Linked DNA regions of Homo sapiens: region 2 is linked to region 1. A link is a contact called in ENCODE Hi-C data. All regions are on one chromosome and are shown on one strand. Each heading gives the region's core, a stretch centred on a gene start or an enhancer-like site at or near the end of the contact. The rest is flanking DNA. Distances are from core to core; before and after follow the strand shown.

What was found. Hi-C counts contacts between places; a loop is a spot of excess contacts on that map. Pooled maps may share reads with other maps.
Region 2: a loop to region 1 is called in a map of posterior cingulate gyrus, with 2.3 times the contacts of the local background. The contact joins the promoter of PANTR1 here to the promoter of LINC01114 in region 1. A Hi-C loop is called at or near these places in 4 of 168 maps with a recorded cell type or tissue (chondrocyte, head of caudate nucleus and posterior cingulate gyrus) and 2 of 50 pooled maps.

The regions. Positions count from the first base shown.
Region 1 is chr2:104,753,987-104,760,351 of GRCh38, forward strand. It overlaps LINC01114 (long intergenic non-protein coding RNA 1114), which reads right to left and starts at 3,733. Exons shown (of 4, transcript NR_038231.1): 1 at 2,095-3,733; 2 at 340-454.
Region 2 is chr2:104,848,905-104,855,093 of GRCh38, forward strand. It overlaps PANTR1 (POU3F3 adjacent non-coding transcript 1), which reads right to left and starts at 2,572. Exons shown (of 4, transcript NR_037883.1): 1 at 2,408-2,572. POU3F3 (POU class 3 homeobox 3) reads left to right here and starts at 5,211. Exons shown (of 1, transcript NM_006236.3): 1 at 5,211-6,189. RefSeq lists enhancers at 1-2,176, 4,815-5,404 and a silencer at 3,557-3,606.

The DNA of each region.
Region 1 (6,365 bases), core at 2,483-4,982:
TGGAAAGGATAGAGGACTATGTCTGTCTCTCAACCTCAATCCAGGACACCAACTGCATGCACATGGCCTCAGATGCCATCTCTCTGGGCCAGCCTCTGTCCGTCCTGGGCTGGTAGATGGTTCCTCAGCCCCAGCCTGGCAGGGTCAGCTCCAGCTGGAGAGACAACTACTGCTCAAACTTAAATGAGGGAGGTTATGTTCAAAGCACTCCACCACCTGAACTGAGGTTTTTGCTCCTGAAATTACTAGATTGATGTTTGCATTCCTAAAGCTTGATGACTGCATATTGCTTATCACTGTTATAGAGAAAAGATATTCCTGACACATGCCGTAACCTACCTGAATGTGAGACATTTCCATTTAGAAAGAGCCCGTGAACTCAGCCCTGGCCCTCTCTCTACCTGGTACCTCTTCCTTGAGCTTCCCCAAAACTCACACTCCTTTGCCAAAGTGCCTAAAAAGAGTAGAAAATGAAATGATTAAAACTGAAGAACTCAGGAGGAGGGCATGGGCCACAATATAACATGTTCTGTACTCAGAATCCAAATATCAGAGTTCAAAAACCACACTCACCCATGACCAGCTGTGCGACCAGGAACCAGCCTTTTTACCTGAGTCCCAATTTTCCATGCTTATAGCACAGAGGTTCCCAAATTCTCTCTGCCTTCCACGGATCTAGAGGTAAGGCTTAGATAAGATAAAGCACTTGACAGTCCCCAGACCAGGTCCTGCCCCCGCACAAAGTGCTCAGTGCAGGTTGATTGTAAAGTACTGAGGGAGCATCTGGTAAAATCACACCACTGATGACAGCAATCAGGGGTTTAACGCTGCTAAAAAGTCTGCACCAACCTGTAAAAGAGATGGCAAGATCCTCGCTCTTCTCTGAAGCCACACCCTTTGCCTGTGCCTGGAGCTTGCTCTCTGCGGGAGAACCTGGAGCTGATCTCCAGAATACAGCTTCTCTCGGCCTTTTAAACCAGGGCCCAGAGAGGCACTACCAGAATACCAGATTACCGGGGAGGCAGGGCAGCCGAGGCTCCAAAATGGAGGAGGAGCCCCTTGCTCACAAACCAGGACCTGCTGCCTGCCTAGAAGGGCTCTAGCAAGAGACGAAACCCCTTAAGCCACAGTCGGGGAAAAGGATCAGACAGTGAGCTCCTCTCCGGCCCAAAGCGCAGTGAGGACAGGGACAACACATGGATAGGAGTGCTCTCCTGTGACCAGGACAGAGCTTGGCACTAGGAGGTGCTCACCAAGTACTGAAGAATGCCTGAATGCCCTAGGCAGAGGAGGTGTCGCATATGCCAGCCCCAGGGCACTGATGGGAGAGCCACAGAAAGCCCCAGGATGCAACTGTCCCACAGCAGTGGGGCTAGAAGTAGAGGGAGGAGGGCCTCCAGGGGAGAGAAGTCGCCAGAGAGCCTCTGTTTGCTTCCTGCCACTGCCCACAGCCAGCCCTGCAGCAGCGTTTTTGGCTCCCTTCCTCAGCCACATTGCGGAACAGGCAGGCCCGGCTGTGGCACAGTCTGAAATGCCCAGGCACAGCACGACTGCTAAATTCTCGCACTCCCTGGACTCAGCTCAGCCCCACACCGCTCATTCTTACTCTCCAGTTCTGGGGACAGATTTTACAGCCCGTTCGCGTCTTCCCAAGCCTCGCTCAGATCTGGGCACGTGGCACAGGAAAAAGCGCCGCTGAGCGGATCTAAAGAACAGCGGGTGTCGGGGAGCCGGAAAGCAGGAATCATCTCAGCAATCCGTCTCTGGATTGGGAGGAAGAACATGTTCCTAAACACATTTGCTCACTGCTAGGGAGGCGGCGCCTCTTCTGAGGGAAGCCACTCCCTCTTCCCACAGCCTGCTCCTGGCTTTATTGCTCCTCTCAGTCACTGTCACTGCCGTCACCTCCTCATCAAAATCTACCCCCTTCTCCCTCTCTTGTTCTCTCCCCTCAGCCCTGCCTATCTTATTAACACTTTCCAAACACGTCTCTAATCCACTCCTCTCCCTCTCCCCAGCTCCAGGACACCCTCACAGCTGCGTCTGTGGACTGCTTCAGTATCCTCCCTGCTGACCCTGTGGCCCACAGCTCACCAGCTTCTGTCCTTCCTTCTAATCCGTACACCAAGATGTCCCAAAATGTTCTTTGTGAAGAGTAAATCTAACAGTGCCTTCCGACGGCTGAAGACCATTTGTGACTCTCCACGGCCTGTTCTCAGCCCAGGCTTCTGTTCCCCTAGCAACACCAAACTATCACCTTCTGAGCACTCAACAAAAACCCTGCTAAGTGCTTTCATGAAACTTCCCATCGAATCCTCACAACGTCACTGGAAAGAGGCATTGCCGTCTGCATTTTACTTGTGAGGAAGCTGAGACTGGAAGGGCTCCATCATTTGTAGACAGCAAGGCAGTAGTCCAGCTGGGATCCTCAGCCAGGCAGGCCCAGGCCTACAGGCACTGGCCCACCCCACCTCCGGTTGCTCCCAGGGCCACTTAGAAGTTTCAAGTCCTCCCCAGCTTCCCAAGGCCAACTGCAAGGAGTTTCTCAATCCCTTCCAGGTGTCCCCATCACTAAAGGATGTGTCCGTCTGCAGCTTAGTTGTACGTCTGTTTTTCTCCCCAGGCTGGATGCCTTGAAGATAAGAATCATCTTGAGTCCCTAATGCTTAGCACAGAGCTGTACTCAGGAGGGTTAATTGAATTAATTAATGGTCAGCAAAATGAATGAGTGGATGAATGAATATCACACATTCAAGTGATCACATTTCCTGTCTCTTCCACAATAAGGCTCAATTGATTGGTTTGGCTATGTTAGGAATGTTGGACATAGGTATACTGGTTACAGAATAGTATCAGAGCAAGGTTAAATTTTCCACATTTAAGGGTGGAATCACCCTCACAATAAACGTGTTGTTTTTGTCAGCATTGTCGCTGTTGTTGTTTACTATGGAATGTCACCATGCTTGAATCTTAAGCAGACGGGCTTGGGCTCCATTCATAATTTTCCTGCTTTAGAAAAAGTTATGATCACAGAAGGGGACCTTAGCGCTTGCCAACTGCCAGAGCCCAACAGCAGCCTTGGTCTCAGCACAGGTGGATGTGATTTTCTTTACCGGTGATCTGTCCACGAGCTGTGCAGTTTGTCCCACTGATGATGTGGGTGAAGGATGAAGCCAGGGCTCACCCTTCTAAGGGGGACATTGAGATTCCTGGGCATTGTACCAATTCAGCCATATGTCACCCCAGAAAGTAACTGCTTTTTCCATATATGATCATAACTAATGTTGCAAAGCCTGTTTTGCCTGGATCCTTTTACAGAACCTATGCAAAATATGCTGTGCGCTTTCACTCCAGATTTCTTTCTTAGGATGAATGGCTCTGCACATACACGGGAACAAGATCTTATTCTTTTCATCAGGAATGATCATTATTCCATAGGCTAATTCCCTGCGCATTAGTTATATGGGGTGAAGTTCTGGCTCATATGCAGGAGCTGATGGAAACAGAGTCCTAGTGGCCAAATACATCCTAATGTTCTCCTTTCAATTCTTTCATTTTTGCTGTCTTTACCTTTTAGAAAATGTTAATGTATTCCTGATGAATTCAGTGTGAAAAAAAATATGTTTATCAGCTTGGGTTTAAAATTTTTATTCATAATAAGAATATAGTAGCACTGCCAAGACCCTCCAAAGCCAATCCTGAGATCTTCGCCAGCTCTTTGGGGGCATCGTAAACAAGCTGACCATGCAGAAGAGTTACAAGAAAGGAGTTCCCATGCCAAAACAATAGCAAGTGTATTTTCATTAGGTATTGATGCTTTGTTCTTGCCACGAGTAGGGTTGAAGGAAGTGTGTTCTGGTAGCAAAAACCCTGCAAGTTGTCATTTGGTAACTGCATAAGTTGTGCCTTTAGCCAGGGCCAAATGGATGATAAACTTGCCACTGTTAACAGTCTCTAGTTATTTGGAGCAATCCACACTTTTTCTTGCAAAATCACACACTCAATTTCTTGACTGCGTTTCCTCATCTATAAAATGGGAGAGAGGGAAGATAAGCTCTGTGGCCCTTTTGCACTCTGCAATCTCTAAGTGCCTTTGCATTTCCATCCAGCCCCGCCCCACCCCACCCCACCCCACCCCACCCCACCCAGGGGATGGATGTCCACAGTCCCCCACCCCAGCCCTGCCAGCATTGCAAAGCCTGCTGAGGATTTGCACAAGTAAACCCACCTCAGCAGCTTCACTGCTCCCCTTAGTAAATAACTGCATACAGAAACCCTGCAGATTCTCAGGCTGCAGCCAGCGCCACAGCTGGGTTCTTTAGTTTGTTGTGAAAAGAATTCCAGCATGACACAGCTCCTCTCAGCACAAAGACATGCTGAAGCACTAGGAAAAAAAATTTTTTAAAGAATGCTTCTGAAAGCCAGGCAGCCAGGAGAGAGGTGTAGGCTCGGGCCAGCCTCCTCCCTGCCGGGGCCTGGACCTGTTGCCTGGGCTCTTCTCCTCTCAACAGTAAACAGAGCGGTTCACGAATCACCAAGGCTCAGAACGGCGGGTCTGGCCACAGGGGTGCCTCAGACGCCTCCCGGGCATCTGCAGCAAACAGTGCCACCTGCACTGTGGTCAGATCAGGGACAACCGGTCCCCCCTGTTGTTTGATTTCTAAACCTGCCTCCACCTCCCCAAGGCCTCTGAGAGCTGAGGGCTTGCAAATCAACACAACATTTAATTAACTGCACATTAAAGTTTCCATCTTTCAAAGAAGGGAATTAGGGACAGTGCACTTTCTGAAGCACTCATTAATGAAAAAATAAATTCTAAAGCCTCCTGAGTTTGGGGTGGTCCTTACCATTCTAGGTGGCTTCCTGCTTTAATGCTCAGGGCTGGGCAAGTTCCCTCAGATGAGCTGCAATCTTCAGGCGTTTTTAACCCTCTGACAGCCAGCCTTGGTTTTGCCCCACACCACGCACCCTGAATAATCCTTAAGAGTTTTCAAGAAATATCCAGAAATGTTTCCAATTATATTGAATTATGAATGCTTTTTTATTAAAAGATATACAGTTGTTACTTTTAAGAGAGGCATGAATAATATAATTAAACAACTGTCTATACTACCTATGGAATGGTTGTAAGCTGCTATTACCCTTGAGAATGACGGAGGCGCATGTACTGCTGGCATGGAGGGACATGGCCATCAGCTTGACAGTGGGGAGTGATAGAGATGGGAAGGAGAGCAAGTGAAAGACAGACCCGGGCCAGGTGTGGTGGCTCATGCCTGTAATCCCAGCATTTTGGGAGGCTGAGGTAGGTGGATCACTTGAAGGCAGGAGTTCGAGACCAGCCTGGCCAACATGGTGAAACCCCATCTCTACTAAAAATACAAAACTTAGCTGGGTATGGTGGCACATGCCTGTAATCCCAGCTACTGGAGAAGCTGAGGCAGGAGAATGGCTTGAACCTGGGAGGTGGAGGTTGCTGTGAACCAAGATCGTGCCACTGCACTCCAGCCTGGGCAAAAGAGCGAGACTCTGCCTCAAAGCAAAAACAAAAACAAAGACCCGAAGAAATCCAGTGCAATTCATCTCAAGCAGGGTAGCTCTCCATGTACCAATTCAGGCTGTGGCTAGATACACACACACACACACACACACACACACACACACAAACTCATCACTTACTCACACATCCTGCCTGGAGGCAAAAAAAAAAAAAAAAAAAAAAAAAAAACAGTGAATGGGAAGAATGTTGCTCATGAGGCCATGGATGCTGCTCCTACTTCTACCACAAATCCACTCCCTGCTTTTTCTACTCATCTGAAAAACCATGGTACCTACCTGTACCTGCATCAAGATCACCTGCAGCTCTTTCTATGAGTTGCATCATTTTTAAAAGGAATTATGTTGCAATGCTTTGTTTTGTTACTTATCTGTGCACATGGCTTTTCCCAATATTATCAAGTTTTGAGAAAAAGGAAGGGATCTGATTTAATTTCGTATTATGCCTTGTGTGTATCTAGTCATGCTACACATTTTACTTCACTTCTATTATGTGCCAGACACTGCACCAAGCATCAAGGATATAGATGCTGGTCCTGCCCTTCTAGAGATGGCAAAGAAATAGCAGATAAATGAATGGATTGTCAATTAGAATTATGGTTAGGTAGGGACAAGGGCCTAAGATAACAAATGATAGAGAAGAAGAGACCAACTTCCAATGAGATGCTTCAGGACAGCCTCTGGAAGGGATGTTCTGGGTCTTCCCGCAGAAGGAAGAGAAAGTGCTAGCTATGCAGCAAGAAGGGAGAGTGGCATCCCTGGTAGAGGTGTCTTGCACATGACAGACACACAGTCACTTGATTTGTTGATAA
Region 2 (6,189 bases), core at 1,322-3,821, 94 kb after region 1:
TCAGGATCTACCCTTCACTGCTTTAGGAAGTTTTCCACATATCTTTTTCGTCCTTTACCACAATAAAGTTTAGTCTTCATTGGCAGTATGTATATATCTTTGAGGCAGAAACCTTGTGGCTCTACTGAAACTTTTCTTCAACTGGGTTAAGTAATGCACTAAAAAGTTTCAAGCCCACAGTTATCTCTAACCCGTGGCTATTTTGTATTTTCTTTTCTCTGCCAAGCCTTTCAAGGATAAATCCAAAATCTTTCTAAAATCATAAGTGGTAACAAGAATGAAAGTAGCCACTAAATATCAAATGGAGTAAAAGTGATCCTGGGCCAGCGGACTAAATCTCTAGGACCCAGAGATGCATTTAGAAGTCAAAGCATGTATCAGGTTGAAGAACTTTCATTATTTAAACAGATCATACCCTAGGATGCATTTCATTTTCTTGACTGTTAAAACAACAACAACAAAAAACCCTGAAAGGTAGCTTCTTAAGTAGCCTATTAAATCCCCTTAGTAATAATTTTCAAAAACTATTCTTGCTTTCACATCTCATTTCTGTTTTCCAGCCCAGAATACACTTCACTGAAATGGAGGAATAGTTTTTGAACTATATTTCTTTCTGGGCCATTTCACAGACATGGGCGGGTGGGGGATGGGGAAGTCATTGTCTTCATATTTTAAAACCCTGTGTTATGCAATGAATTCACTCCTCGTTGTGAATATGCATAGAAAGGTAGCGGTATTTGTTCCTTTGGCAAGTTTGGAAGAGCAGATTTGCTTTTGAAACAGCTACATTTTACTCAGCACTCGCTAAGACGAGTCAGTGCGCCCCCTGCTGACAAGTCAATAATGCTACTCCTGAGCAAAGTTTATTTTGTTCAGTAAACCGTGTCATATAAAATTAACAACAGCCAATAAAATTAGCTTATATGTTTCAACTGTAAAAGTCCAAAACAAAATAAAGCTAGTTTTAGTGGCACTAGAAATCTCTAGTTTGGCTTCTTCTCTTTGGCTGAACCAAGGTCCTTTTATCTAAAGCCCAGTGCACAAACATATAGCTTAATGTGACTAGTGTTCTTCCTTTTATTTCTTTCTCTATGGCAACCAATATGCTCTGCTCAGAAATGTTCCCCATCAAGGAAACAAATGATCTTCAGGGAGCAGCTCTATATGGCATCTGGTCCAATGGAGCACACAGAGTTAACCCCAGTCAAAAGCAACGCTGCCAAGCACGTAAACAAGGAGTGGAAAACTGGCGATTCTGAGCCCCCTCCCCAACTGAAACCTCTTCCTCCCTCGTTACAAACCGTTTCATTGATTTGGCATCAACTGTTTCCAAATAAATTACCAATTCTAAATTGCAAGGTGTTCTGTGTAAAAAAGTGCAATAAAATTCCAGCCATTGGATTCTCCCCCCTCATCATCACAGACGCAGCTTCCCTTAAAAGAACAAAACCAAGAAGCTTTTAAAATTTTCTCCGGCCTATTTCACTAAGGTAAGGCACTCAAATGGGCCTGGACTTGGCCTAGCTATGTCCTCCGGCCATGTTTATCTAATTAACTGCACCTAGCAATAACTGCACCCTCAATTTTTACAAAACCCAGGAACAGTGGCAAGGAGGGGACAAGTGAGGCTGTCAAAAATAGAAAACAAAGTGAAATCCAGTCTGCGATGCTAAAGCTCCAGCCTCCTTTGGGAATGAAGTGTAGGGATGTCCTGGTTAGTTTTGATTGATCACCCTCTTTCTGATGGGCTTTCACTACCGAGCTGGGAGGCTGCAGCTCCCCGCCTGCTCCCCAGACACAGCATTAACCAGGGGTGCCCTGACTTCCTGCCTCGCTTCCTCCTCCTCCAGCTCTCCGCCTTCCCTTTGCCAAGTCCCCCTCCTCACTCCATCCTCCTGCTCCCAGCATGCGTCCCCCCACCCCAATCCAGGCAGGCACACACAATTCAGGACATCACCACTGGCTACAGAAATAGGGTTTCTTCCCCTCTAGTCCTGATTCTCTGGGAAAAATAAAAAATCCCAATCAAGAAATATTTATATACTGCATGCTTAATAATCACTTCTTTTCCAGGGCTTCTTCCCCCTCCTCCCACCCCACCTTCACGATCAACAATTACAATGAATAGCATTTTCCCCCCACCCCTCCAAAGTAAAGTGGCTTTTGCTGTGTGGGGCTTTGGACTGAGTCCATCTTTTTATGTAATATTTTAGCAGGGTTGGATTTTTTTAACTCCCCCCCAACACATCTTCCCTTCCTTCCTTCCTTCAGACAGTTGCTCTGTGAACCCTCTCTTGTCCCAAGCAATGAAAATAAGCTCCCAAACCTACAAGAACATAAATAAATAAGCCAAAAAGGAGGGGAAAAAGAAGAGGAAAGCAGGGAAAGAAAATGAAAAAACACTTACCGAGCAAACTTCCAGGGTTAGGTTTTTAAATAAAAGGTGTTTTTTAATTTTTTTTCAAATAAGGTGACTGGGTTGGGGGTGGAGGGGAAGGCATATTCTCAACTCTCCAGCACCGATGCGTCCTTAGCCTTCCCTTCACACTGACGCCTCGAAGCCCAGCTCTCCACTAGTCTATTATTTTCACCAAAATATATGAAAATGTATGCAAATGAAAATCAGCACTAACTGTTCTCCCCTTGTTATATACTTTGGATTTTTTTTTTCCAGACAAAACAATCACACTCGCAAAGGGAGGGGGCGGATGGGGTGGGGCAGCGTGGAGGGGGGAGAGAGGCCGGGGAGCGATTCGAGAATTAAGTACGACGAAAGGGGGGGAGGAAGAAGGGGACAGACCTCGGAACAGAAGTGTGTTTCTGTTATCGAGGAGCACAACGTTTTGGGGGGCTTCCCATACGCGCACACACACCCTCTTGAAAAGAAAGAAAGTGGATCTGTTTGCAGAGGCGCTATCACGTTTCATCAGGCCACCTGAGACTGCTTTTGAAAGCGTGTACTGTGAAATTCATAGCAGTAATTTAGACAAAATCCTCACTGTATATTAATGAAAGGCGGCCCCATGGCTCTGTTCCTATCCTCCCCATTCAGTGTAAACAAAACCACGAGACTCTCTCGGTTTTTGAGCCGGATCCAAGCAAAATCGGCAGGAAAGGAAAACACGGGGTGCTGGCACCGACTATTCAAACGTCTGCACCTGGAGATCTCAGATTGATTCAATGAAATCTGTGTTCCATCTTTTATATATACATATACGCATACGTAAATATAAAAAGCAACCTTTGGGGGCCGCAGAGGAAAAAAATCCGTTCTGTTTGGGGTTTGGTTACCACCGCCTTTGGTATCTATACCTTGGCAATAATGGCTTTGCTAAAACCTACCTACGATGGTATCTCACCCGGCAAGCAGGAGCTGGACAAGAGCCTACATAAATTCTACGCGTCTAGTGTTAATCTTGAGATCACGCGGGGGCTGCCTGGCTGCGGCTGGGCAGGAGAACTCCTGCTTTCACTGAGTTCACTTAACTGCGCTCGGCAGAGGCACGATACAGCGGGAGAGAAGGGCAGGCCCGTTCACATTTTAATCGGAGCGCACCGGCGGCCGCTCCTCGGCTGCGTCCTGGGCTGCCGCTCGGGCTCGGGACTGCCAGATGCAGGCTCTGGCTGGGGGCGGCGGGCGCAAGCGGGCGCACCCGCAGCTAGGGGTGCGGGGTGCACGCACACGCACGCTCATTAAGAGCCATGTATTTATTGAATGTCCGAGTTGGGTTAGTTCATTGGAAATCCCCGAGGAGGGCTCAATTTGCCCTTGTTTTCGTTGCCACTTTCTCTTTTTTCTTGGTTCGCTGAGGTTCCTCTGTGCAGCGTTTCCGCTTGGCCGCGTCCCCCCACCCCACCCCACCCCACCCCCGCTTCTCTCGCCTACCGGGTGCACTCCCCCTCCCATCCCCCTTAACTCTTTCAGCTGGGTTAGAGCTGAGAAAGCATTTGTCGCCGCCAGCCCCATCCACCACGCAAATCCATCTGAGACAGAAAGGAAAGAAAAAAAAGCACCACCATGCCTAAGAATAGAGAGCGAGCAAACCCCCCCACCGCTAATCACACACACACACACACACACACACACACACACACACGAGGAAGCGGTGGAGCAGAGAAGGGCGCGGCTAGCCGATCCCGGTTCTTTCGCCCGGCTCCTGCTGCCACAGGGAATTCCTAAAGCCATTGGGGTCGAATACACTTACGATGAATCTATGGGGGAAGGTCGGACTGATTGCTTTTCAAATACATCGCACGGCTCCGCTGACCGGCACCCTCCAAACTCACAAGGGCACGCACGCTACTTGCACGAATCCCAGAGGAGGGAGGAGGGAGGAAGGGAGGGAGAGCGAAGGAGGGAGAGAGGGGGTGGAGGAGCCAGGGAGCGGCGGCAGCGAGCGGTCCGTCTCGCACGCGCGGGCACCGCGCTGGTCCTGGGCTGCAGGTTTCCCAGATGATGGCATCCGAGAACTTAAACAAAGGGGGCTGCCGCCGGCGCGCAACGGCTGCGGAAAGTTGCGGTGGCGGATTTCCAAGGAGCGTGGCCACGACCAGAGCTCTTGGCGATGCGAGCCCCCGCTTCCCACCCCCGCCGATCAGAGAAGGGGGCCGGCTGGTGAAGGGAAGAGGAAACTTTGAAACCACTGGGGACACATCTGTCTATAGGTATTAGCTTGAATGGTACATCCGTGCCGCGCGCTTTACAAATCTCTGGCGGGGCGGGGGTAAGGGGGTGAGCAACCCGACGCGTACTAGGTGGGGTGGGCAGGTTGCTATTTTTCATGTTTCCCCCTTCGTTTTCCTTCTGATTCTCTTCCCCCCTCTCGTCCCTCCCTCCCTTTTATCTCCCCTTTCTTCCCCCCGCCCAGACCTATTGCGAACGCCCAGAGCCGCCGAGGGAACGCCAACGTCTGGGCCGGACACTAAGAGTTAAGATGTGGCGGAGGGGGCGGCGGGGGAGGGGCGGGGAGGGGAAAGTGGTGAGGGGGAGGGAGGCTGGAGGACGACAGATTTCCAGCTTCTACGACGCTCTGCCTAAATTAAAAAGCAACCAATCGGAACGGCCGGAAGGGGGGCCTCGCGTCCTGAGCCAGTCATTCCGAGCCTGCCAATCACCCAGCGGGTAGCCAATCAGCGGGGGCCCTGGTGCTCGACTTCCTTGTATTTGGGAAAGTGTGGTGGTGGGTGCGCGCTCGCGGCGGAGGGTAAACATTCGACAGTCCCCGCTCTGAGAGGGAGGGACAGAGAGCGAACTGTCAGATCGGAGCGAGAGCGGGCGCCCGAGAGAGGGAGAGAGAGAGAGGGAGGGAGAGGAAAAGTGAGAGAGGGAAAGAGAGCGCGAACGAGGGCGCAGAGCGAGCTCCTGCTGCAACTCTGCTCCAGCACGGCCAGCGCCAGCGCCCGCCGTCGGTGCACTCTACGAGCCGTGCAGCGTGCCCACTGGAGTTGTTGTGTATCAAGGATCGATCCCCTATATGCACACACACACCTCCACCTCCACCAATGCACTCTTCTTCCTCCTCCTTCTCCAGACAACTGCTGGGAAAAAAATAAAACACCAACCCCAACCGTCAGCAACAAGGTAACAGAGCGATTCGACATCATTTTTTTTCCTGTTCAATTTTTTCCTTGTTATATTTGTTTCCTAATTTCTGCCCAAAAGGAAAGATGTCGCATCAGACTGTGACTGTTGCGAGGAGAATGAAAAAGGACTCTTGTTTCAGAGGCAACCAAGAGCTCCGGCAATAGCAACTTCAGAGAAATGCACCATCGCAAGAAGTTTTCCTAGGACAGAACAAAACTTGAAACGAGAGGACCAGAGGGGGAGAGCAGGAGCCAGCCTCCCCTCTCCGCACTCGCGAGCAGCCAGCAGCACCACGCCTTCAAGGACGAAAAAGTTTTACTACTCTAAGGGAAAACGAGTGAAATGTGTTCCTGAGGAGGAGAGGAGAGGAGAGGAGAGAGCGGACAAGAGAAGGAGCGGGCCGGTTGCTGGTCATCCGTAATTTGGCTAAGGAAGAAAGGAGCAGCTTCTTTCTTTGTTATCTCCCGTGAAACCTTCACTTAGCAGGTGGACGGAGCCCCGCGACCGGGCAGAGTCCGGGCTCGCCCGAGGACAGGAGGAGGAGCGGGAGCCCGCGCGTCCCGGGAGAGCGCCCCGAGTGCAGGTCCCCGCCCCGCCCGGCGAGC